3 separate regions of the Homo sapiens genome follow, and all the other regions are linked to region 2. Evidence: chromatin loops called from intact Hi-C (ENCODE). Cell type or tissue: OCI-LY7. All regions are shown on one strand. Links, peaks and the distances in the headings refer to the core of each region. The heading gives the core; the rest is flanking DNA.

What was found. A loop is a pair of places that touch in the nucleus more often than their neighbours do. Peaks named below come from ENCODE experiments on the same cell type or tissue, not always from the same donor. Only the 100,000 strongest peaks of a DNase experiment are listed, where the experiment ranks them.
Region 1: a loop joins it to region 2, with 10 times the contacts of the local background. A loop is called at or near these places in 67 of 110 quality-filtered maps.
Region 3: it touches region 2 in a loop (5-fold over the local background); 2 of 110 quality-filtered maps call a loop at or near these places.

The regions. Positions count from the first base shown.
Region 1 is chr5:4,863,296-4,871,727 of GRCh38, forward strand. LOC105374629 (a long non-coding RNA gene) reads left to right here and starts at 3,215. Exons shown (of 2, transcript NR_188249.1): 1 at 3,215-3,292; 2 at 3,984-4,918. It overlaps LOC107986400 (a long non-coding RNA gene), which reads right to left and starts at 3,087. Exons shown (of 3, transcript XR_007059111.1): 1 at 2,721-3,087. RefSeq lists enhancers at 3,220-3,720, 3,721-4,221. In OCI-LY7, for the core only: CTCF peaks have their summits at 5,031 (motif pointing right) and 5,236; a DNase peak (open chromatin) is centred at 5,066.
Region 2 is chr5:5,414,471-5,420,888 of GRCh38, forward strand. It overlaps LOC101929200 (a long non-coding RNA gene), which reads right to left. Exons shown (of 6, transcript XR_001742583.3): 2 at 6,281-6,370. Among named protein-coding and RNA genes, the nearest start is that of ICE1, 5.0 kb to the right of the region's middle. RefSeq lists an enhancer at 4,813-4,882. In OCI-LY7, for the core only: CTCF peaks have their summits at 5,072 (motif pointing left) and 5,274; DNase peaks (open chromatin) are centred at 4,501 and 5,051; H3K4me3 peaks cover 93 bases.
Region 3 is chr5:5,748,382-5,756,813 of GRCh38, forward strand. No RefSeq gene overlaps it. Among named protein-coding and RNA genes, the nearest start is that of ICE1, 330 kb to the left of the region's middle. RefSeq lists enhancers at 4,340-4,399, 4,550-4,689. In OCI-LY7, for the core only: no CTCF peak of the experiment used is centred there; a DNase peak (open chromatin) is centred at 4,650; H3K4me3 peaks cover 2,135 bases; H3K27ac peaks cover 2,500 bases.

The sequences.
Region 1 (8,432 bases), core at 3,613-6,112, 550 kb before region 2:
TCTTTACAAAAAGCGGATATTTAAACACAGAGACACACAGAGAAGCACATAGGGAGAACACCATGGAAGGCCGAGGACTGAGGAGATGTGCCTACAAACCAAGGAACAGCAAGGATTGCCAGCGAACCCCAAGGAGAGGGGAGGGGCCCGGAGCAGATTCTCCCTCACAGCCTCAGAAGGAACCTGCTGCCATCTTGATTTTGGACTTCTGGCCTTTAGAACTGTGAGATAATACACTTCTGTTGTTCTAAACCACCAAATTTGTGATACTTGGCAATGCCAGCCCTGGGAAACTAATACCAATGCAAAGTTAGAAATGCAAAATTAGTGTTGCATTATGATTGAGAAAATTCGAAGCCCAGTGCAACAATCCCATGCGATGGTGCCAGGGGTGAGCCGGGAGCTCTGCAGCTGCTCTCTGCAGGGATGCTCTACAATCCTGCCGGGTCGGGCCCTCATCACCACTAACCATGCAGGACGCTCAAAGACACAGGTGGGCTGGTTAGAAGGGGCTGATCTTGAATTGAAACGCAGATGTGGCTGATCACTGAAACCGCCTCTTCTGCAGGCCCATGATGATTCTACTAGCTCACGTGCAGGTACACATTCACATGCATGCATGCACACACATGCACAGACGTGCACACACACACATTGTGCATGTAACTATCAGCATTTTGGTCAAAACCATTCAACGTGTCTCTAGGAAGTTCCAAACTTTCCCACATTTTCTTGTCTTCTTCCAAGCCTTGCAAGCTGTTCCAACCTCTGCCCATTACTCAGCTCCAAAGTCCCCCACTCTTCTGACAATTTTCTATATTAGTTCGTTCTCACACTGCTATAAAGAACTACCTGAGACTGGGTAATTTATGAAGAAAATAAGTTTAATTGACTCACAGTTCTGTGGGCTTAACAGGAAGCATGACTAGGAGACCTCAAAAACTTACAATCTTGGCAGAAGTCAAACAGAAAGCAAGCACCTTCTTTACATGGCAGCAGAAGAGAGAGAGTGAGGGGCAAGTGCCACACACTGTTAAACCATCAGATCTCATGGGAACTCTCTCACTATCACAAGAACAGCAAGGGGGAAATCAACCCCCAAGATCCAATCACCTCCCACCAGGACCCTCCTCCAATTCGACATGAGATTTGAGCAGGGACACACATTCAAACCATATCAGTATATATATTGCAGATACTAGGTTACGTGAGTGAGCATCTATGAAGAAAATTTCCTGACATGACACTGCAGCAAAAGCATGTGTACTTTTTAATTTTTGAAAGTTAATAACAAACAATCCTCCTGAAGGCTGTGATAATTTCTACTCACTTCAACCATACACGAGAGTGTCATCAAAAGCAAAAATTGACAAATAAGATCTATTAAAACTAAAAGATCTCCTGTATAGCAAAGGAAACTATTAATAAAGTAAACAGACAACCTACAGAATGGGAGAAAATTTTGGCAAACGATGCATCTGAAAAGGTCTAATATCCAGCATCTATAAGGAACTTAAACAAATTTACAGGAATAAAACAAACAGACCCATTAAAAAGTAGGCAAAGAACATGAACAGACACTTTACAAATGAATACAGACATGCAGCCAAAAAGCATATGAAAAAAAAATACTCGGTGTCACTGATTATTAGAGAAATGCAAATCAAAACCACAATGAGATACCATCTCACAGAAGTCAGAATGGATATTATTAAAAAGTGAAAAAACAACAGATGCTGGTGAGGTTGTGGAGAAAAGGGAACACTTATATACTGTTGATGGAAGTGTAAATTAGTTCAACCATTGTGAAAAGCAGTATGGCCATTTCTCAAAGAGCTAAAAGCAGAAATGCCTTTCAACTCAGCAATCCAATTATGGAGCATATATCCAGAGGAATAAAAATCATTCTACCATAATGACAAATAGACATGAATGTTCACTGCAGCACTCTTCACAATAGTAGAGACATGGAATCAACCTAAACGCCCATCAATGACAGAGAGAATAAAGGAAATGTGGTACATATATACCATGGAATACTACACAGCCATAAAAAAAAGAATGAGATTATGTCCTTTGCAGGAACATGGGTGGAGGTGGAGGACATTATCCAAAGCAAACTAACCCAGGAACAGAAACCAAATATTGCATGCTCTTACTTATAAGTGGGAGCTAAATGACGAGAACACATGGACACAAAGAAGAGAACAACAGACATTGGGGCTTCCTCGAGGGTGGCGGGTGGGAGAAGAGAAAAAAATAACCACTGGGTACTAGGCTTAATACCTGAGTGACAAAATAATCTGTCACAAAACCCCTGTGACTCTGACTTCTTGGCCAGGTTTATTCTCAGATCTGATTCCTGCCATGATCCCTCGTGAAACTGTGCTACTTTCAGAAGAATGTGGATTCTGCGTTTGTAATTATAACCCTGCTAGAATGATTACTTGATTAAGGTTGACTTTACTCCCAGCCTGTAAACTTGAGATCAGCTTATTCGTAGTTAAATGGTAGCACTGGCTTCCATGCTGTGCCTGCTGTCAGTAGGTACCCGGGTAATAGGGAGTAAACCAGCAAGTTCTATGTTCTGAAAATCCGCTCGAAAGCCCATGTTAGCTGGAAAGGTTTGGGGAAATAAATTACTGTCTTAGTTCATTACGGTTGCCATAACGAAATACCAAAAACTGGGTGGTTTATAAACAACAAAATTCATTGCTCACAGTTCTGGAGTCTGCAAGTCTAAGATCCACGCAGGGGCAGATTCAGTGCCTGGTGGGGGCTTCCTGGTTCATAGATGCTGGTTGTCTTCTGTCTGCGCCATCACGTGGTGGAAAAAACAAGGGCGTTCTTTGTCTCTTAAATAAGAGAACGAATTTCATGTACCAGGGTTCCGCCCTCATGACCTTCCACGTACGAGGGTCCCGCCCTCATGACCTTCCACGTACGAGGGTCCCGCCCGCATGAACTTCCGCGTACGAGGGTCCCGCCCTCATGACCTTCCGCGTACGAGGGTCCCGCCCTCATGAACTTCCGCGTACGAGGGTTCCCGCCCTCATGGCCTTCCGCGTACCAGGGTCCCGCCCTCATGGCCTTCCGCGTACGAGGGTCAGGCCCTCATGACCTTCCGCGTACGAGGGTTACGCCCTCATGACCTTCCGCGTACGAGGGTTACGCCCTCATGACCTTCCGCGTACGAGGGTTACGCCCTCATGACCTTCCGCGTACGAGGGTTCTGCCCTCATGACCTTTTCACCTTCCGGAGGTCCTGCCTCCTAGCCCCATCACCTTGCGGGTGAGGATTTCAACAGATGAATATGGCGGTGGGGGGGTGTAAACATTCCGATCGCAGCAGCCACCCACGTATCACCTTGGTCTGGGGTGTAGCAGGCATTGCCAGGGCTCAGCCAAAGCCGGGCTCCAGCTGCTCGTGGAGATAACAAAGGCTTCTGTGGCCTCATCTACTTCATTGTGACGAGGTCGAGGCTGTAAGGGGCCAAGTGGATGATTTAGCTCAACAGCTAAATGATGTTCTGGGAGAAAGGGACTGAGGCTGCCGTGGACAGTGGTCATCTCGGGCTTCGAAGTATCTATTCCAGCTTCCTAAGGGCTCACCCTTGTCCTGGGGTGAAATGATCCTCCCACCACGCCCACAGCCCACGGTGGAGGGGTCATTCCTGGCACCTCCTCCCGCAATTGGATTACAAGGGTTCCCAGGCCGAGTCCACTCCGCGGCTGCGTGAGAGGTGGGATGCGGGCAGAGCTCAGCCGCCCGCACCCGCTCTCCCAGGGCCCTTAGTGTTGAGCAGCAGTGGGAGAACCGTAAGGCTGGCTGGAGACGTAGGTGGAATCCTCCGTATAAGTCTCAGCTGTCCTCTTCAGTCAATTGTGTGCGCCTACTGCACCTTTCCCGGCGTGGCCGGTTCCCACCACCCCACCCCCTCCCGCCCCCGTCAGCCAGAGACCCTTTTCCTTTAACTTCTTAGGTCAATGTGAAGTCAACGTCTAATGGACCCGAGTTCAGCCAAGAACACACACCAGTTGTTCCAGGGAAGAATCTCATGGTGAAGCACTAGTGAGCGTCCAAGCAACTCCCAGCCTAACCTCACCGGTCTGACTGTGGGGCTGCTTCTGCCACGGCTCCTGGCTGGCGATGGGGCTGTCAGCGTGTCAGCCAACCATGCATTGCAGATGCACTTTGAAGAAAATTAATGTACCTGGGTACTTATGGGACTCCCTGAATGAGTGGGTATAATTGAAATAGCCGGGACATCAAAAAGCTGGAACACTGGGAGCCTGGCCCTAGGGTGGCGGAGGCCACAACGGAGCCCCCAGCCGGTTGGAAAGAGGCTTCCTATGCTCTCCTTTCCATGCCACTGCGGAAGTGCTAGGGAACAGGAAGACCAGGGCATTGCCAAGTGAATAATAACAACCATGTGTGCGGCGTTCACGATACCCCAGGCTCAGTGAGCCTTTTACTCAGGGTCTCATGTGATGCTGAAAACAATCCCATGAAGTTTAGAAGCCTGTGCACACGAAGAGACGTGGTGTTTCCCTATTGATCCAAACTGCATGCTGACCTGTTCCTGCCAGGGCTGCGCTCCTCCTGCTTTGCCCTGGCTCTCCCGTTCTGCACTCCCTCTTCTACCGGGAATTCCTGGAAGCACCTTTTATTCACAGTGCCTGCTTTGAATAGATACAAATACAATTTGTATCTTATGTAGTCCATTCCACACAATTGAAAATATAATGTAATAAAAATCAGAAAAGTAAATCCAGGAAAGTCTCTAACACATATTAGGGCCTCAATAAATGGACCCTAAGAGGGTGGGGAAATGGCTTTGGTTTTTAACTGTGCTTCTTTTGAGCTTGATGCTGTTAACTTAGTACAATCTATCAATAAATATCGTCATCAAGAAAATATTAAAGGTGTACCTGAGTCACAGGGGAGGAGGTGCAGGGCTTCTGAGAAAATGTCCTTCAGTCACCAGCCGGTGAACAATGGGACTCGTTATTGTCCCCTCACCCTGCATACCACCAGGGGGCACTGATGAGCTGAGAAAGACTCTGTGGTCCAAAAACGGTACCAAATGAAAAGGCCACTTCCCAGCCTCTGTAATAAAAGGCGAAAAGCAGTCAGGGAATTTAGTCAAGACCTTATTCAGATGGCGGGAGGAGAGGGGGCGGAGCAGCCAGTGTTGAAAAGGGTTTTATCCAAACCAGTTTAATATCTTTAAAAAAAATTGTTGGGCATTTTTTTTTTTTTTTTGAGACGGAGTTTCACTCTTGTTGGCCAGGATAGCAATTTTTACTTCTGATAATTTTCTCCTCACTACTGTCAAATCAAGTTTAGCTTAAAGCTGCCTTCTTACATATTTTCAATTTCGCCTAAAGGTTTTTTGGTACATTAGAAACTATAACTGTGTAAACAGACTGTAGCCCATACACTGAATTTGGCCAATCAAATGTAGCCAACTCTTTGAACCTTGTTCTAATAAGGCCAACACCAAGTTGCAACCAATCTAGCTGTTTCTATACTTCGATTCCCTTTTCTGTCCATAAATCTTCCACCACACGGCTGCACTGGAGTCTCTGAGCCAACCCTGACTCAAAATGCTGCCTGATTCATGAATTGTTCCTTATTCAAACACCTTTAAATTTAATTTGGCTGAAGTTTTTCTTTTATCACTACTTTTTAAAAATCTCCAAATGGGTTATTCTCTTTTATCCCCTAATCAGATTTGATTCTCTTTTGTTCTCTAATTAGATTTATTTAGATTCCCTAATAAGATTTTATTGGAAAAAAAAAAAAAAACCTTTTTAATCATCTTTTTTGGACCAGGATGTACAGGGTTGCATCCACAGATGTGTAGTTGGTTTTCCCAGTGCAAATTCATAAGTGCTGGGCAAAATGGCCTCGTGTAGGGCTCAGAACTCCGGCCCTGTGAGCACCATTGTTCTAGAAAGATCTGTGTTCTAGGAAGAACACTTAACCATTTCTAGAACGTTTCTTCTAGAAAGAACAAAGAACCATTGTTCTGTGGTTCTAGAAAGGTGCTTCCACAAATCCCCAACCAGTGGGTGAAGCACAGAAAGGCAGAACAAGAGAAAAGCAGGAAGAGCAAGGCTGGTGAGAGCCACAGCAGGAGTGGGTCAGAATATAGCCTGCAGGGTCAGTACCCTGGAGGAGACGCAGGTCTGGGAAGAAGCGGCTCTCCCCAAATCCTCAGCCTTCACTGACCGCCTCTCTCCTGACAACTAGGACGATGCAATTTAACTCCTTGTTATTTACTGCTGAGTTATCTAACATAATTGTCGGGACTGGTCTAGACTTCCAGAGCCCCCTAACTCACATGAGGCATGAGAACCCAGCAATCTGTGCACTTAATGTGTCCGACACTGCATTCGGGCTCTGAAACCCTCATGGACCTGGGTCTCCCCGGTTGCTTGGAGGGCCCTGCATTCTGCCTCAGGGCATTTTGTGCCAGCCCTGTCCTGCTAAATACTAGACAGACTGCCTGGACACATAGGATGGGGGTTCTCCTGAGCTTCAGGACAGATGCAGGGAAGTGCTGTGCCTCCTTACCAAGAAATGGGTGCGTGCTTGGCAGGACTGGGTCTAAGGCTTGCCTTTCTTGTGCCACTCTTGTGCCACTCTTCCTGGGAGCAAGTTCATGTGGAAAAATCTCCGACCCACCTAGAGTAACCAACGGGCACACCAGTGTGAACAATACAGCGTCTGGCAAAAGAGAAGCCACGTGCAGGGAAGCGATGTGTGCCTTTGTGCCTTGGGGTCTCCATCTGAAGCTTCGTTTAGTGGCTGAACATTGAAGCAGTGGAGGATCCACCAACTCATGTGCAAAGTCAGCTACTCCATGAAAGCCCTCAGGACCATGGAGGCCAGGATGCCGGGGACTGTCTCTGCCAAAGCTCCCTGTGGGCCAGGCTGCATCTTCCTGCAGTGGACACTGGCCCACAGCTTCTCCTTCACTCCAGTGGAGTCAGGGAGGGAGCCCACTGTGACTTGTCCCCACCTAGATTGTTAGCACTGGTATCCTGGCCTTCAATAGCAGCACCCATCTCCCTCTCTGGAGAGGACAGACACCAAAGGATGCTGAACAAAGCACAGGACCTGCGCGGAGAGGACCACGTTTAAACCTAAAGGCACTGATATGGTTTGGCTCTGTGTTCCCAGCCAAATCTTATACTGAATTGTGATCTCCATAATCCCCACCTGTCAAGGGTGGGACCAGGTGGGAGGTGATTGAATCATGGGGGTGGTGTACCCCATGCTGTTCTTATGATAGTGAGTGACTTCTCACGAGATGTGATGGCTTTATAAGGCAGTTTTCTCTGCTCTTCCTCGCTCTCTCTTTCTTGCTGCCATGTGAACGAGGTCTTTGCTTCCCCTTCACCTTCTGCCATAATTGTAAGTTTCCTGAGGCCTCTCCAGCCATGCGGAACCATGAGTCAATTAACCCTCTTTTCTTTATAAATTACACAGTCTCAGGCAGCTTTTTATAGCAGTGTGAGAACTAACTGATACATGTACTTCTGGGTACCAAGAGATGCCAGCTACAAATACTATACCATAAATTTAATTCTATATGAAATGCTTAATAGGAATTGGCTTTTAAAAGAATTATATGATGCAGATAAACTCAAATTGAAAAATAGTCTACAAATTCTGGCACTCTTCAAAAACACCAATATGGTGAAAAATAAACAATGGCTAGAGAACATTACAGAATAAAGGAGACTAAAGAACATGGCAACTCAATGCCATGTGTGAAAAAAATTACCATAAAGATGCCATAAAACTCGAATATAGATTGTGTATTAGATATTAGCTTTGTATTGATGTTGAATTTTCTGAGACTAATAAAGGCACTTAGGTAATTTGAGAGAATACTCTCTTTTTCGTGAGATACATGCTAAAGATCAAAGGAGTGAAAGATTATGACACCTGTGATTTACTCTCAAATAGTTCTTCCAATCAGCAAAACAACTACATGTGAGTATAACTGTGTATTCACAGGTGGGGAGGGTGATGGTTCAAATGCAGCGACATTTTTAAAAGAATATCATGTGGACAATGTGTTTCAATCCTTCGGCAAAATTCAGTAGATTTGGATTTCCAAATCGCGAGTGTCCTGGCATAGGAGAGAAATGAGAGGAGACCAACGAGGGCAAAAGGCGACAATATAGCAGAGAAGACAATTCTGAATTTTTCTTAAGTGAAAATGGAATTAAAGAGCTTTAAAAAAAAATAAAGTGCAAATGGAACAGACCTGATGATAAATTTCTAAATTTTAAAGTTTTAGTTAGCTTGATTTTTCATCTAAAACAACTCATGAATTTGGCAAATTTTGAACAGAATTCCCAAAGCCCAGAATGAAGCTGTAGGGTCCCAGCCGTGTCTTGCTAGTCATCTC
Region 2 (6,418 bases), core at 3,898-6,397:
TACCACACTCATATTAAATTGGCTAAAATTAAGAGACTGATTATATCTAGTGTTGGCAAGGAAGGGGAGGAATTGGACACTCATATATACTGCTGGTAGGATGTAGTACAGCCTCTTTGGAATACACTTTGGGATCCTCGCTCCTTCTATTTCCATCTAACTCCACTGCCAGGACTGCAGCCATGCCTCCATTCTCTGTGTCCTGGATCACAGCCTGGTCCCTGGTGTCCTGGCTTCTTCTGCTGCCTTGTCCCAGTCCATCTCCCATGAGAGGCAGTATGAAATATGTTTAAAGTAAAGTCAGATTATGCCACTCCATTTCTTTAACCTCTTCAAAGATCTAAAACTTTTCTACCCTGGCTTACAAGACTCTACATGATCTGGCCTGTGCCCCATCCCTCCTCTTAAGTAAATCAATACCAAGTGGCTCCTTGTTCACTATAGTCTGGGTTACCTGAGCTGACTTCTGATGCTTTAACATGCCACATTCACTCCAGATAGGGAGACTTCCTGTCATTACTCCCACTGCCTGGAAGTTTGCTCTTGGTTTTTGTTGTCTTTTTTTCTCCAAAGAGACTTTATTTTTTAGAGCAGTTTTACTTTCACGGCAAAATCAAGCAAAAAGGACAGAGTTCTCATATACCACCTGCCCCCATGCATGCACAGCCTCCTCCACTATCAACACCACACTCATAGTGGTACGTTTGTTATAACCAGTGAGTTTACACTGACACATTGTTACGTGTCACGCCAAAGTTCATAGTCTACATTGGGGTTCACTCAGTGTTGGACATTTTAGGAGTTTTGACAAATGTAACACATGTATCCACCGCTATGATATACAGAATTCTTTCACTGCCCTAAAAATCCTTCTGCCTGTTCATCCCTTCCTCCCCTATCTCAAACCAAGGAAACCACTTTTTTTTTTTTTTAAAAATGTCTCTATCATTTCCCTTTTCTAGAATGCCATATAGTTGGAAGGACACAGCATGTAGCCTTTTCAGGTTGACTTCTTTCCCTTAGTAATGTTCATTTAAGGTTTCCCCATGCCTTTTCATGGCTTGAGAGCTCATTTATTTTTTAGCACTGTATAATATTCCATGGTTTGTGATATGGTTTGGATGTGTCCCCACCCAAACCTCATCTTGAATTGTAGCTCACATAATCCCCATGTGTTGTGGGAGAGACCCAGCGGGAGGTAATTGAATCACGAGGGTGATTACCCCCATGTTGCTATTCTCATGATAGTGAGTTCACACACGATCTGAGGGTTTTATAAGGGGCTTTTCCCGTATTTGTTTGACACTTCTCTTTCCTACTGCCATGTGAAGGGCATGTTTGCTTCCCCCTTCCTCCATGATTGTAAGTTTCCTGAGGCCTCCCCAGCCCTGTGGAACTGTGAGTCAATTACACCTCTTTCCTTTATAAATTACCCAGTCTTGGGCAGTTCTTTATAGTAGTGTGAGAACAGACTAATTCAGTCTGCATGCATCCCAGTTGATTTATCCATTCACCTACTAAAGGAACATCTTGCTTTCTTCCATGTTTTGACAATTCTGAATAAAGCTGCTTAAATATTCATGTGCAGGACTGTGTGTGATGTTAAGTTTCAACTCATGTGCAGGATTGTGTGTGATGTTAAGTTTCAACTCATCTCGGTAAAGACCAAGGAGCATGATTGCTGCAGCTTTTGCTTTTTAACCTCACTGGATTATACTTTTACCCAGATATCAGCTGTTTAACATATTAATGTATTAATTCACTCAGCTTACTGATTCAGCAATCATTTCTTGGTAACTGATGTTTAGGAGACACGGTCTGGGTGTTGGGGACATGACAGTAAGTAGAGTGGGTTCTGCCCACTGGCACGGATGTCAGGGCACAAGGACTGGAGAGGATGATGCACACAGTGAGAGGTGCTGGGAGTCACACACATGCTGACTATGGCTGGCTGACCCCGTGACAGGGCGTGGGAGTAAAGAGGAGTCAGACAAACTCCTCAGTTTTCGGTCCTAGCAAGTGGGAGAACAGGGGCACATGCAGGCATCGTGCTGCAGGGAGATGCTCCTCGCAGGACCCAGGACAGAACCGGCTGCCAGGGATGGCAGCGACCATGATGGCTGTGGTGGGACAGGCAGACAGCTATCTTACCAACAGAACTCATGCTGCTTATATGTGGCGAGGAGACAAAGGAAAAAAAGGGAAGGACCAAGAATGATACCAAAAAAAAAAACCAAAAAAGTTTGATATTCAAAACTCTATCAAGGACATTTCCCATAGAAACTGGACTTGAATGGACCTTAGAGAACTGGTTGGATTTACTGCCTAGGATGGAAGGGGGTGCCACTTGCACGCCAAGCCCAATATTGCAGAGGGGCTGATTGGAGCTGTGCACTGTGAAGGATGAGAGCTGGGCACACACAACAACTGAGGAATTCATTGGGAGGTGAGTCAGAAGGAGGAGGAGGATGAAGAGGAAGAGGAGGAGGAGGGTGAGGAGGAGGGAGAGGGGAAGGAGGACGGGGAGGGAGGGGGAAGGAGGGGGAGGAGGAGGAGGAGGAGAAGGGGCTGCACATGCCTCAGCAAGGGCAGTACTGAGCAGAAGATGATCATAAAGTCACTTCCTCCATGTCTTGGTTTTTAAATCATTGCTGTCTGTGGGATTTGTCCTCTGGGCTCCTTCTTACCCCAGATGCAGTCTTGGGCACACACCCTAGCCTTTCCAGTCACTCGGAGACAACACAGTCCAGTGTGATGTGCTGTCACTTATTTCCTGTCTTCAACTTAGCTTCTTACCCATGGAGCTGGTGGCCGTTCTTAGACGCTAGCAAGATGGGTGTGGGTGGGTGGGAATGGGGCAAGACAGGCTTTTCCTCTGTTCCAACATTTTCCTTATTCACCAGCTTGTTTGTGACCCCTCCAAGCTTGGGGTAGGAGAAGGGATCAGGAGAAAAAGATGCAGTCTTTGTAACCTGGCTTCCCAAAGTGCTTGAGTCATAGTCCAAGAACAAAGAACAGGCTGGTGGGGTGGGCTTCTCTCCTGCAGCGAGCTCCTTGGGACGGAAGAGCATCTTCCGCACAGGACTGGGGCAGAGCTCAGCCAGGAGACCCACATTACACCCAGATTATTTTAAGAGAGAAAAGGTAAAAGCAAAACACTAAAATATCACAGGAGGAGCCACCGCAAGAAGCAGCTGACACCTTGGGCTGGAGAGAATAAAAGAAGGAGGAAGGAGTGAGCAAAACTCAGAAATGTGGAGGAGCTGCCACCCAGAAATCACACTCAGACATATGAAGAAGGGACCTTCTGGGCTGGTGCTGAGGCCTCTGCTCTTGGACTCAGGGCTCTGTGGAGCTGGGAAACCAACTTTGCTGGTATCTCCGAGGGGATGCTATGAGGCTGGCTCTGCGTGTGTCAGAGAAACTGCAGACCCAATTCGTATGCCGCTCTGTTCATGAACTGCCACTGCCAGGTGCGAAAGCAAGGATAGCAAGACGCTAGCAGGACCAGGAGTCGGACAGGACAGAATGGGAGGCACAGGCCCCTCTCCTACCTCTTATCTTCTGGTTTCCTTGTGTATATCTGTTGGCACAGCTGAACAGAACTCTGGCAGGAGAGGTGGCACGTGGCTCCCCAGTCCCTACGTCACAAGGCAGAGTATAAAAGGGAAGGTGTGGGGCCGAGAGACAGTAACTTAACCACCAGCTCAGGGTCCTGGGATTCATCCCTCTTCCAGTCAGCAGGAAGTGACAAAGAGCACAGGAAGGCCCTAGGGGCCAGGCCCCTTTTGCTGATGTTTGGCTGGTAGAACTTAATCACATGTCAGGTGCAGGGAGGCTGGGGAATAACTAGACAGAATAGAAACAAGTTTTGGTGAGTGGCTGCCACTGGTGCTGTGTGGATACAGTTCAAAGTGAGGACTTTCCAGCTGTGGACATCCAGCTACAGTTCTTTGAATGGGGGATGGAAGAGCAAAGTTTTATTTCTGGCTGCTCACTTTGCCTCAGCCTCGCTTTCCTCGCAGCTCCCACTGAAATGCCCACCGTATCCAGTATGCAGAACTCCTGCTCATCCCAGTGCGGGTGAGCATGCGGCTCAGTCACCTCCAACCCATCTCCTGGAGCTGTCCCACGGTTCCCTTGGAACCACTCTAGGGCATGTAGCATCTGACTCTGAGTGCTTCACTTCGTGGGGGCACTGATTAAAACAAAGCTCTGGAATATAGCATCATCGAGAGGCAACTGTTGATTTAATTTATTAACATATACATCCACTGAAATGGCTGCTAGATGTGGTCTAGAAACCAAGGAGACCCCCCACTGGCCTCAGGTGAAGGGGAAACATGTCCCTCCCTTTCCTATCCCTCCTCAGAGTTAGGTGGGACATGCCCTTGCCAGCTGCTCTACAGAGAATCCCCTCCTCAACACCTGTCACCTCTGAGCACCTGCCGCCTTCTTCCTCCGATCCCGGAAGCTACAAGAAGCTTCTCGTGTGACCAACTCTTACAGCCGCCAGGTGTTCACAAACCCGCAAGGCAGAGTGGGCTTGTCCTCCTTTACAGAGGGCGACTGCAATGTGAGAGTTGTGAAAGTCCTTTCAAATGTTGCTTTTTTTTTTTTTACTTTTCTCAATCAGCTTTCTCAGGTTGAAGAAAATTTTGCTTAATAATCATATCAGTTTTGCTTTCTATTTCAAACTAATTGTTTCAAAACTAAATTTTATTTGTCCGGTTTCTAAGTAACATCAGTGTTTCAGGAAGAAGCAACATGTTTACTCTCTGGCTTCAAATCACTTTGAGGGTAAGAGCTGAGGCTGTGAGCAAATTGCTGATGTCTGAGGACAAGTCGAAACCCCACCACTATAACCCTGAGTGTTGAGAAAAACTGGAGCAAAGACAGCTTAGGACTAAGCCTGGTGGAACGTGTGTGGGCGGATAGCAAAGTGGTTCCCACAAGACGCCTTCCACCCTAGGATGCCCCAGAGGATGGCCTTTCCCCTCAGCAAGAAGGTTCGGTTAAGTCCTAATACCGTCGGAAATTCTATTTATGTGGAAAACACACAGGGAAAGACAGACATCTTGTGGGCATATGGTAGCATTACATCACAGGTCTGGAAATTAATACCTAATAATCAGGGGGTCATATCATTGAATAACACACTGTTAGTCACAAACAATTCCATCAAACATCTCTCCAATTAAAAGAAACAAATGAACATATAGTTCATTTTTCTTACAGTTAAATGCATCAATTAAAAGCACAGCCTTGAACTTCCAAAGAATAGACAGCTTTCCATTTTGAGTTCTCCTTGGTTTCTAGACCATATCTATTAGCCATTTCAGTGGAAGTATATGTTAATAAACTAAATCAACAGTTACCTCTCAATGATGCTAATTCCAGAGCTTTCGTTTTAAGCAGACACCAAGTATCTGAGAGGTAATGAGCGTGTGGGGTGAGAAGTGAGACTTTTTGAGTTGGATCCTCTGAACAGCTGGCTGGATTCGACAGGCACAGGGAATCCCAAGACCAGAGACTGGAATGCAGACATTCCTCCGGGTCTTAGGGCTTCTCTGGCAGAAAAACAACAAGTTTATCTTGGAAGTTTGACAGGAAAAATGCTTTTAAAGAAAAAGCAAACCATCTTTTTCCTATGAGTCAGTTGAAGATATATTTATCTCCTTTCCAAAATGGATACCACCATCAATAAATTATTAATAACTATTTGTCTAGTGAATCCTATAGAGTGGGTCCCATCCTTGTCACTTTTTACTTAAATTACCGTTGGTCCTCTGTAAGGAAACACCAGCACAAATAGGTCATTTGCGTAAGAATTTAAAGACAGATGTGTGGTTCCAAAGCCATAGTTCACCACTTGCAGTATACACACTTGCTTGTTTGTTTCCATCGTGATGAAAAAACAGGTGTGGCCCATCATGCAGGAAAGAGAAAAAATGTAATTCTGACCATTCCTCAATTAGTGGCCTACTACATTTTCATTATGACCAATAATCACACCTGTTTTTTTACACCCTGCATGTTAAGAATGACTTTCACATTTTGAAGTTTCTTAAATAAACAGAAGGTGACAAATAGGTGGCACAGACCTGTGTGACCTACAAAGCTTAAATATTTACCATGTGGCTCTTCAGAGTCTGCCTATCCCTGCATTACGTAAACAAGACTCGTTTTCATTAGATGTCTTGAGAACTGGCTTTGAGAAAGGTAGGAGAAAATACACTTTTATTAACATTTTTGAAGGGAAATATTTGTTGTTTCTTACCTTCAATTATTTGCAGCACATTTGATTCTTTCTGACTTTCATTTAACATCTACTATGCAGCACTTTGCAGCATTTAAAGGGAAGACTCATCTGTAAGACATAAAAACCACCATCATCCAACTCAAAATGTGATGTTAC
Region 3 (8,432 bases), core at 3,613-6,112, 330 kb after region 2:
TTGGCCATGGTCAAAAGCTTGAAGGTGGTATAGGTACAACTTGATCCAACCAAATCTCACATGCATCTGTGCTCTCTCCTCTCTCCACACCTTTTTTCATGGAGGACAACTTGGAGAGGACTTGCTCTTACTGAGGTGACAGAGGAAGGGCAGGAAGCAGTCTTCTGAAAGTTTCTAGTGTATAATAACCATATTTCTTAAACAGCTGAATCTGCATGAGAACAATTCTAGCTAAGAGACAAGGATACTTTGATTCCATTGGGCTATTATTGAGTACTGTACCCTGTAGTTCTGCGTCTGCAATCCTGTGGTTGACATATGTGTGTATAAGATGAGGTATCATCTAGCCACACAAGCTTACATTAATGTTAGTTATCAGAAAAATTTTCCAGGAAAAACAGCCAATGTCTCATGAGTGCCAAATTACTTCAGGGAGGGCCTTATATTTCCAAATTAAATTATTTCAGCAAAGTTTATGCATAAATTCCAAGCATGCAGAGATTATTTAGGAGATGGTTGCTATGGTAGAAAGCAGTGAACATCCTAATATAGAGATAATCACAGTTCATTTTAAGTTATTCCAAAATGTAAATCTTTGTGAAAAGTTGCTGCCAAAATATCTTACTTGCTGAATAGTTTGATATCTGAAGATAGGCCATTCTACTGGAAATTGATATTTGTAATCCTTAGAGAAATTTAATCCAAAATGTTTAAACTCAGCATATTTTCTGAGATCTAACTGTATTGATTTTTAAAGATCTGGATTGCTTGTTTAAATGTTTTATAATGGTTTGTCATATACATAGATGAAATTTTTAAACACAGTTCTTTAAAGAAGGGCAATTATGTTGTTTACAGTTTGTTTTAATGTTATAAACCCTATAAAATGTCTTGGCTTCCATGAGTTTTGTAAAAATTCTTCCCCAGTACTCCCTCATTATTTTAAAATAGAAGTGCTGCGATGATTTTTTTTTTCAAATTTTGAGATACAGGGGAATTGAGAAGACTCTGAGAAGCTAGAATATGAGGTCATACCCACTCACTGGGCTGAGGTAGACACTGTAGGAAAGCCCACAGCGACAAGATTCAGGAGGAAGCCTAGGTTAGCCTAGTGAATTCACCTGCGTGACTTAATAAGTATTTATCACATGATGAAGAATACACTGAGACTATAGGAATTAAGTAAGGTAGCAGCATCCCGTGGAGTCAGAGGCTGACAGGAAACAGGGACTACAGTTTTCCCAAGCTGAGGCAGTGTCTGACCTCACTGTTAGGTGTTAGAGGAATGAGTGCTGGCTCCCAAGCTCAGAATTTAAAGACATGATTTTTGACCCTGGGGGTATTTCAGAAATAAAAGCCTAGATCCAGGAACTCAGATATAAAGATTTAAGTACATGGTGTCAAATAAGAACAAACCTGGAACTAGATAAAGAAAGACTTTTTATCCAAAGGGACTGTTTCAATGAAGGGAGGGGAACTACTGATGTAGGGAGTGTGCTCTGGCCATAACATGTGCACTTGTCTCAGAGGTCAGCAGAAAAGACTCTTCTTTTATAGAAAGAAGTGAATTAGGCTAGAAAGAGCTGGCTTTAGGAGAGTAGGTGGTGTGATGGCACAATCCATCAGGGAGTGTTTTTCTCTAACTGATTCCTGAGAGAGGTGGTTAAGGAGAGATTGTCTGCTGGTTCAGATGGAGGATAAATTGAAGTATAGAGACCTTGGAGAAGGAGAGAAGTTTGGTGGATCAGGTATTTTCCTCAGATTGGTGAGTGAGTGCAAAGAGTTCAGCTCATTATTTAAGAGGCAAGGAATGGGAATTTGAAGGATCTGTGTCTGTTTTTTCCGTAGGTATACAGGGGAGCAACTGTGAGTCTTGTATACGTTACACAGAGAAGAGTGATTCTTTGCAATAAACTGTTTCCCAGGACAAAAGAGGGTGGGAGGGTTTCTTCAATTATCACTATTGTTCAGGATCACAAGGCTCAGGTAAAATTCAACATTGTCAAGGGAACAAAGGACCTAGAACCCTCATGCTAGTCCAAGCTGCAAGTATAATTCAATACTGAATCCTCACATGCAGGACCTAACTCTCATCCTACTTAAAATCATGACTGATCAGACAAACTCAAGTTGCATGAACTGGTCCTAGGGGTGGGAGAGGAATGGTGCACAGATGAAGAGGCAGGTAGGGTCAGACCCGAAGCAACGGGTGTGCTAGTCCCACTCTGTTGGGTCACCGAATCCCTCTTACAATACGGGTTTCATTGCAGAGCTTTCTGTAGATGAGTTTCTTGTATTGTTGCATAACAAGATCTTAAACCAGAAGGTGAAAAATCAGTTGTGACTGCAATAATGACTGCATTGCAAATCCAAGTAACTTTCATTACACAAATCTAAACTAATTCTGAATTTTCCGAAAGCAGAAGACTACGTTTTGTTATTTTACATTGGGAAAATTGTAATGTCCCCAGCCCGACAGAAATGCCCACTGATTCCTCCCAATATCATTAAAAAACATTTAAACTTATAAAGGAAAATTTGCAAAACATTTGTGCACGTTATAAAATGATCTTCAAGCCATCTACATAATTATTTAACAATTAATGAACTATTTGAGGCTTTGCTTGCAAAATACAATATCAGATAAAAATTATGTTTTGCTTTACACTGAAGGAACATACTGCTGCACCATGTAGATAAATCATAAGATAGTGTGTTAGTACTGTGCAATGGGTGCAGATAGCATTCACCAAGATAAGAAAAAAAGGCACCTCACATGATGTTATCCTACTGCTTGAAGAGTTCCTTGAGTGGGGCTGAGTATCGAAGTGGAGGAGATGGTCACAGGTATTTGCGTGGGGAGAAAGGCAGCAGGACTGAAAGGGCAGATCTGAGGGTTATTCATGTGCAAATCCAAAGATTTGCAGACTTTTAAAGTGTAGACAGAGGAAGAGGTTGAACAGAACTCAAAGATATACTCTAGTGATAAGAGTTTATGGTTCTTATTATAACCATAAACTCTTGTTTATGGTTGTGCCTGGAATTACCTTTTTTGAACGGGATGCTTCAATTTGTATTATGAATAATTATGCTATCTGCATGAACTAAATCTTTTAATTGATATACTTAATCCTTTAATGGATTTTTCTAGGCAGCGGTTAATTTTAATATTTAGTTAAGAAATTATCAGTCTTCTGTGGGTTAACTGTTTTTTTTTCTATCTCCTGGAAACTTTTATAAGTTTCTTTCTACCCCTGATATTCTTCAGTTTCATTATGACGTAACTAGATACAGACTTTGAAAGTTTACCCTGTTGCACATACACCCAGGAAACACCTGTGAAGTTATGTCTCTTTTTACTTCAGGGATATTCTAAGCCACTATCTCTTCAAATGTTGCCTGTTCACCATTCCATCTAACTCCAACTCCAGGTGAATGTCGGAGCTTCTCAATTTATCCTTACTCTTTTACGATCATTTTTATGTTTTCTTTGTTCTAAATTTCTCTGTAATTCAGGTTGAGTACTCTGGTGCTGTCTTTTGTTACAGGTATTTAGACAAGCATGAGCAGGCCAGGAAAGGGCCCTCCCTCATCCACTAGGAATGTCAGGTGATGGTTCGACAATGATCACTTTGCCTCTCTAAAAGTGATAAATTGTCAGCGTGTGCCAGGGAGAGGCCATTTACTGATACCCCACAGCTGTTGCAGTAAAGTGTTCATTGAATGCAGGCGCCTGGGAGAAGTAACTTCCTGGGCATGTGCATGAAGAGACAAAATGGCGGAGTATGACCCACTCGGGGCACTCCACAGGAAAAGGGAAGAAAGCCTCAGACCGGCATGTGCACAGCTTCTTAAACACACTGCCTGTGCTCACTTCCCAAGGCTAAGGAGGACACCGTGCATCTGGGAAATAATGCCCCCCCTGAGGGAAGAATCATGGGAAAGGGGCAAGCCTACAAAGTCCTGGGGTCAAGGTTAAACACTGCACCTGACCTCAGTGCCCACTTGGGACTCTTCCAAGCGTACTTTGTTTTCTTCCCTGTTCTAAAGCCTTTTTAAATAAACTTCCACTCCTGCTCTGAAACTTGTCCCGGTCTCCTCTTCTGCCTTATGCCCCTCAGTTGAATTCTTTCTTTTGAGGAGGCAAGAACTAAGGTTGCTGCAGAGCTCTACAGACTCACCGCCGGTTACTTGGATACCTTCCACTGGTAACATACTTGGGGCCATGAGACTTGGATATTTGCCACCACAACATTTTAATTCCCTAACACCTTATTCTTATTACACATTAATTACCCTGTTGAAATTTATTTTTTTATACTTTCTAACTGGCTCTTTAAATAGTCTCTTTCTACTTGGTTTGTGTTCGCTTTCTGTTCTATTGCTCTTATTTTGTCTCTTTGGATGCCACTCTCTCTTTTGGAAGACTGCTCTCTCACTTGCACTTTCTTTGGGATGAATGCTTTCTTTAGTGAGTTTGTGGAGCTCAGACTTCCATCACTGGGACTGTCTTTCTTCACGTGCTTTGGAATTTTAGTTTCCAGGCTTGTCTCAAGTTGTTTCATGTGTATGTTCACCTGTGCTTAATTTTCCCCTCCCTGTCTGCACACAGATATAATAGCACCCACTTATTTGCAGTTTCACTTCTGTGTTTTCAGTTACCTTTGGTCTGTGAACCCAAAATAACTCAGTCATATCTCAGTCAATTTAGAAAGTTTATTTTGCCAAGGTTAAGGACGCACCAGTGACTCAGCCTCAGGAGGTCCTGATAACATGTGTCCAAGGTGTTTGGGGTACAGCTTGCTTTTATACATTTTAGGGAGACATAATACATCAATCAATACATGTAAGATTTACACTGATTTGATCTGGAAGGGCGGGACAACTCGAAGGTGGGAGGGGGGACTTCCAGGTCGTAGATAGATGTAAGCATATTTTAATTGGCAATTGGTTGAAAGAGTTATTATCAGTAGAACAGAATGTCTGGGTTAAGATAAGGGGTTGTGGAGACCAAGGTTTTATCATGCAGATGAAGCCTCCAGGTAGCAGGCTTCAGAGAGAATAGGTTGTACATGTTTCTTATCAGACTTAAAGTCTGTGTTGATGTTCATGCTGGAAGGGTAGAATGAGGTTAGGTCCAACCCCCTCTTCCATCATGGCCTGAACTAGATTTTCAGGTTAACTCTGGAATGCCCTTGGCCAAGAGGAGAGGTCCACTCAGATGATTGGGGGCCTTAAAGTTTTATTTTTTGTTTATAGGTCTACGGTGGCCCAGAAATATTAAATAAAAAATTCCAGAAATAAACAATCATAAGTTTTAAATTCTTTCTGAATAGCATGATGAAATCTCTCACCATCCTTCTCATCCTGCCCAGGACAAAAATCCTCCCTATGTCCAGTGGATCCACACTGTCTACACTCCCTGCCTGGTAGTCACATAGCAGCCATCTCAGTTATCAGATTGACTGTTGTGGTATCACAGTCCTTATATTCAAGTCACCCTTGTTTTACTTAAGAACGGCCCCAAAATGCAAAGGTAGTGATGCTGGCATATTATCATAATTGTTGTATTATTAGTTATTGCTGTTAACTCTTTCTGTGCCTAGTTTATAAATTAAACTTTACCATAGGTACATATATAAGAGAAAACATAGTACATAGAAGGTTTGGTGCAACCTGTGGTTTCAGTGTTCACTGGGGGCTTTGGGACACATCTTCCTTGGAGAAAGGAGACTACAGTGCTACTAAGGCTTCAGGGGCCCATTAAGGCCTAGTTCAGAACTCGGTTCATATCAGCTCTTCAGCCCTGTCGCTGCAGGGACACACGATGGTAAGTGAGCCTCACTGGTCCCTGCTCACAGAGGTCTCCTCCAGTCTATGCTGCTCAGCAGGAATGGGTCTCCCATCTGATTCTGAGGTCTGAGTCTTGACTCTACTAAACACAGTGTGTTTGGGTCCCATTTCTGCTTCACAGGAATGCGTATCCCATTTTAGTGAGGTTATGCTCTTGTAATACATTTTTGTAAATTCACTACTCGTCTTTACCTGAAGTAGAACAAGGAGAATCCCATGGGGAAGGCACCTGACTCAATGTGTTTTTCTGACCAATCACTTCCTTTCTTTGGTGCTTACAAGACATGCTTGAAACTAGGTAATTCCAAGCTAACTTTCCAGAGGTCCCTGTCCTGACATCTAACAGCAACAGCCTTAGCCAGAGTCAGCCAGATGATCAGTTTTAGAAATTGAACCCAATAGAGACAGCCCTGGGGGATCCTGCCTTACATTTGCACCTGTACTTCAATTATAATTAAATTGTTCATCTGGTTGTTTGCTTCACTTACATGTTAAGAAAAACAAGACTCATTCTGTCTCAGTGACTTGAAAGTTTGGTTTGCTACTGTAAGCAGAAAAAAAAATAGGTGTGATTAGTGATTTCCAGTTTCATTGGAAACTGAATATGTTTTTTGTTTTGTTTTGTTTTGTTTTTGAGATGGAGTCTCACTCTGTCGCCAGGCTGGAGTGCAGTGGCGCAATCTCGGCTCATGGCAACCTCCACCTCCCAGGTTCAAGTGATTCTCCTGCCTCAGCCTCCCGAGTAGCTGGAACTACTCAGGCACCCGCCACCATGCCCGGCTAATTGTTTGTATTTTTAGTAGAGACAGGGTTTCACTGTGTTATCCAGGATGGTCTTGATCTCTTGACCTCATGATCCACCCGCCTCGGCCTCCCAAAGTGCTGGGATTACAGGCGTGAGCCACCGCACCCAGCCGGAAACTGAATAGGTATTACAAGGAAGGAACAGTCTCTGTTTTCCTGAACTTCCTCCCGTTCAAGTTAAACTGGAGAAGATCATGCCAGGAGAAAAGTGAGTATTTCTTCTTTAAATGATCATAGTGAAAGCTTCCTGTCTTTGTGTTAAGACTGTTTACATCACAGAATGAGTAAATGTTAGAAAATTGAAAGGACACTGGGATATTTATGGAAATTAGCATTCACTTGAGACATTAAAATGAGGATGAAATATTTATATTTTCTACTCAGCTTATAAATAGAGTATTTCCCTGTTGAGATTTCTCCCTGCTGTTATAATGCTAATCTTTTTATTCAAATGTTCACAGACTCTCCATTTTCAAGATGAGTGATGTGGGTTGGGCCTGAGTCCTGGTGTTTCCTTGGGTGGAGGTCCTCCCTTGTCATCAAGTTCAGAAGTGAAATAACAACAAATGCTCTGGCATTTCGGTGGCCTCATCCTTTGTACTGGATTGCCTTTCTCTCTTGTTTTCAGAACCTCCATGAACATAGGATTTGAAGTATCTCTTAACCTTAGGAAAGTCTGTGACGTTCATAGCATTCATTGTGGCAAAACTTGTAGATACTCAAAATCTACTCTGTATGTCAGTTCAAGTCACACTTTTATGAACAATAACAGTAGCAATATTTGGAATAAGAACTATTTTAAATAAATGTTCATCAATTGTCTTAGACAATGTTAAGAATGTGTGGTATGCAAATAATTCCTAAAGATGTCAATACATTCTGCCCCAAACTAAAATAAAAATGTATTCATGCACCATTGAGCTTGTGGGCAGAGACTTTGGGGCTAGAAATGAACTGGTCTGTTCCTCACGGTAATCACTGCAGGTGCCCATTGGTGCATCTGGGTGTGAGAATGGACGGGAGTGACACTTCTCTGGAGGCTGCATCTGACTCCTCAGACAGCAGACCCTGGCTACCCAACTTTTTCTTCATACCTTAACCTGTTGTTTTGTGAGACATGCAAGCAATTTGAGGTTATTGAAATTGAGAGGGCTGTAACTTCCTTCCCATTTTCAGTATTAAACTTTTTGCACTGTTTCTTTGTTTCTTTCCTTTTTGTTTTTTTGTGGGACTGAGTGATCACAGCTCACTGCAGCCTTGACCCGCCCAGCTCTAGCAATCCTCCCACCTCGGCCTCTTGACTAGCTGGGACTATAAGCACACACCACTATGCCTGGCTAATTTTTAAAATTTTGTAGCCATGAGGCCCCACTATGTTGCCCAGGCTGGTCTTGAACTCCTGGCCTCAAGTGACCTGCTTGCCTCAGCTCCCCAAAGTGCTAGAATTACAGGCGTGAGCCTCCATGCCTGGCCAAACACGGTTTCTTTTCCACCCATCCTCTTTGCTGTTCCTATTGTGTGGAGCTTCTAATTCTCTCACCAATTACAAGCAGTGTGTGTTTGCATAATCCATGCCTTCCTTTGCTGATTGTTGCAGTTTAAACCATTTCAGATCATTTCATGAACGTGTAACTTTTGTTATTGTCCTTTTTGTTTTTTTGTTTTGTATGTGATTGGTTGGTTAGTGAAATTGGCTTGCTTCTGTTAGTTTCAGTCATTATAGCCATGTGAGGACAGGTTCTGCCCACTGAGGACCAGGTCTCTCCATGTGTGGA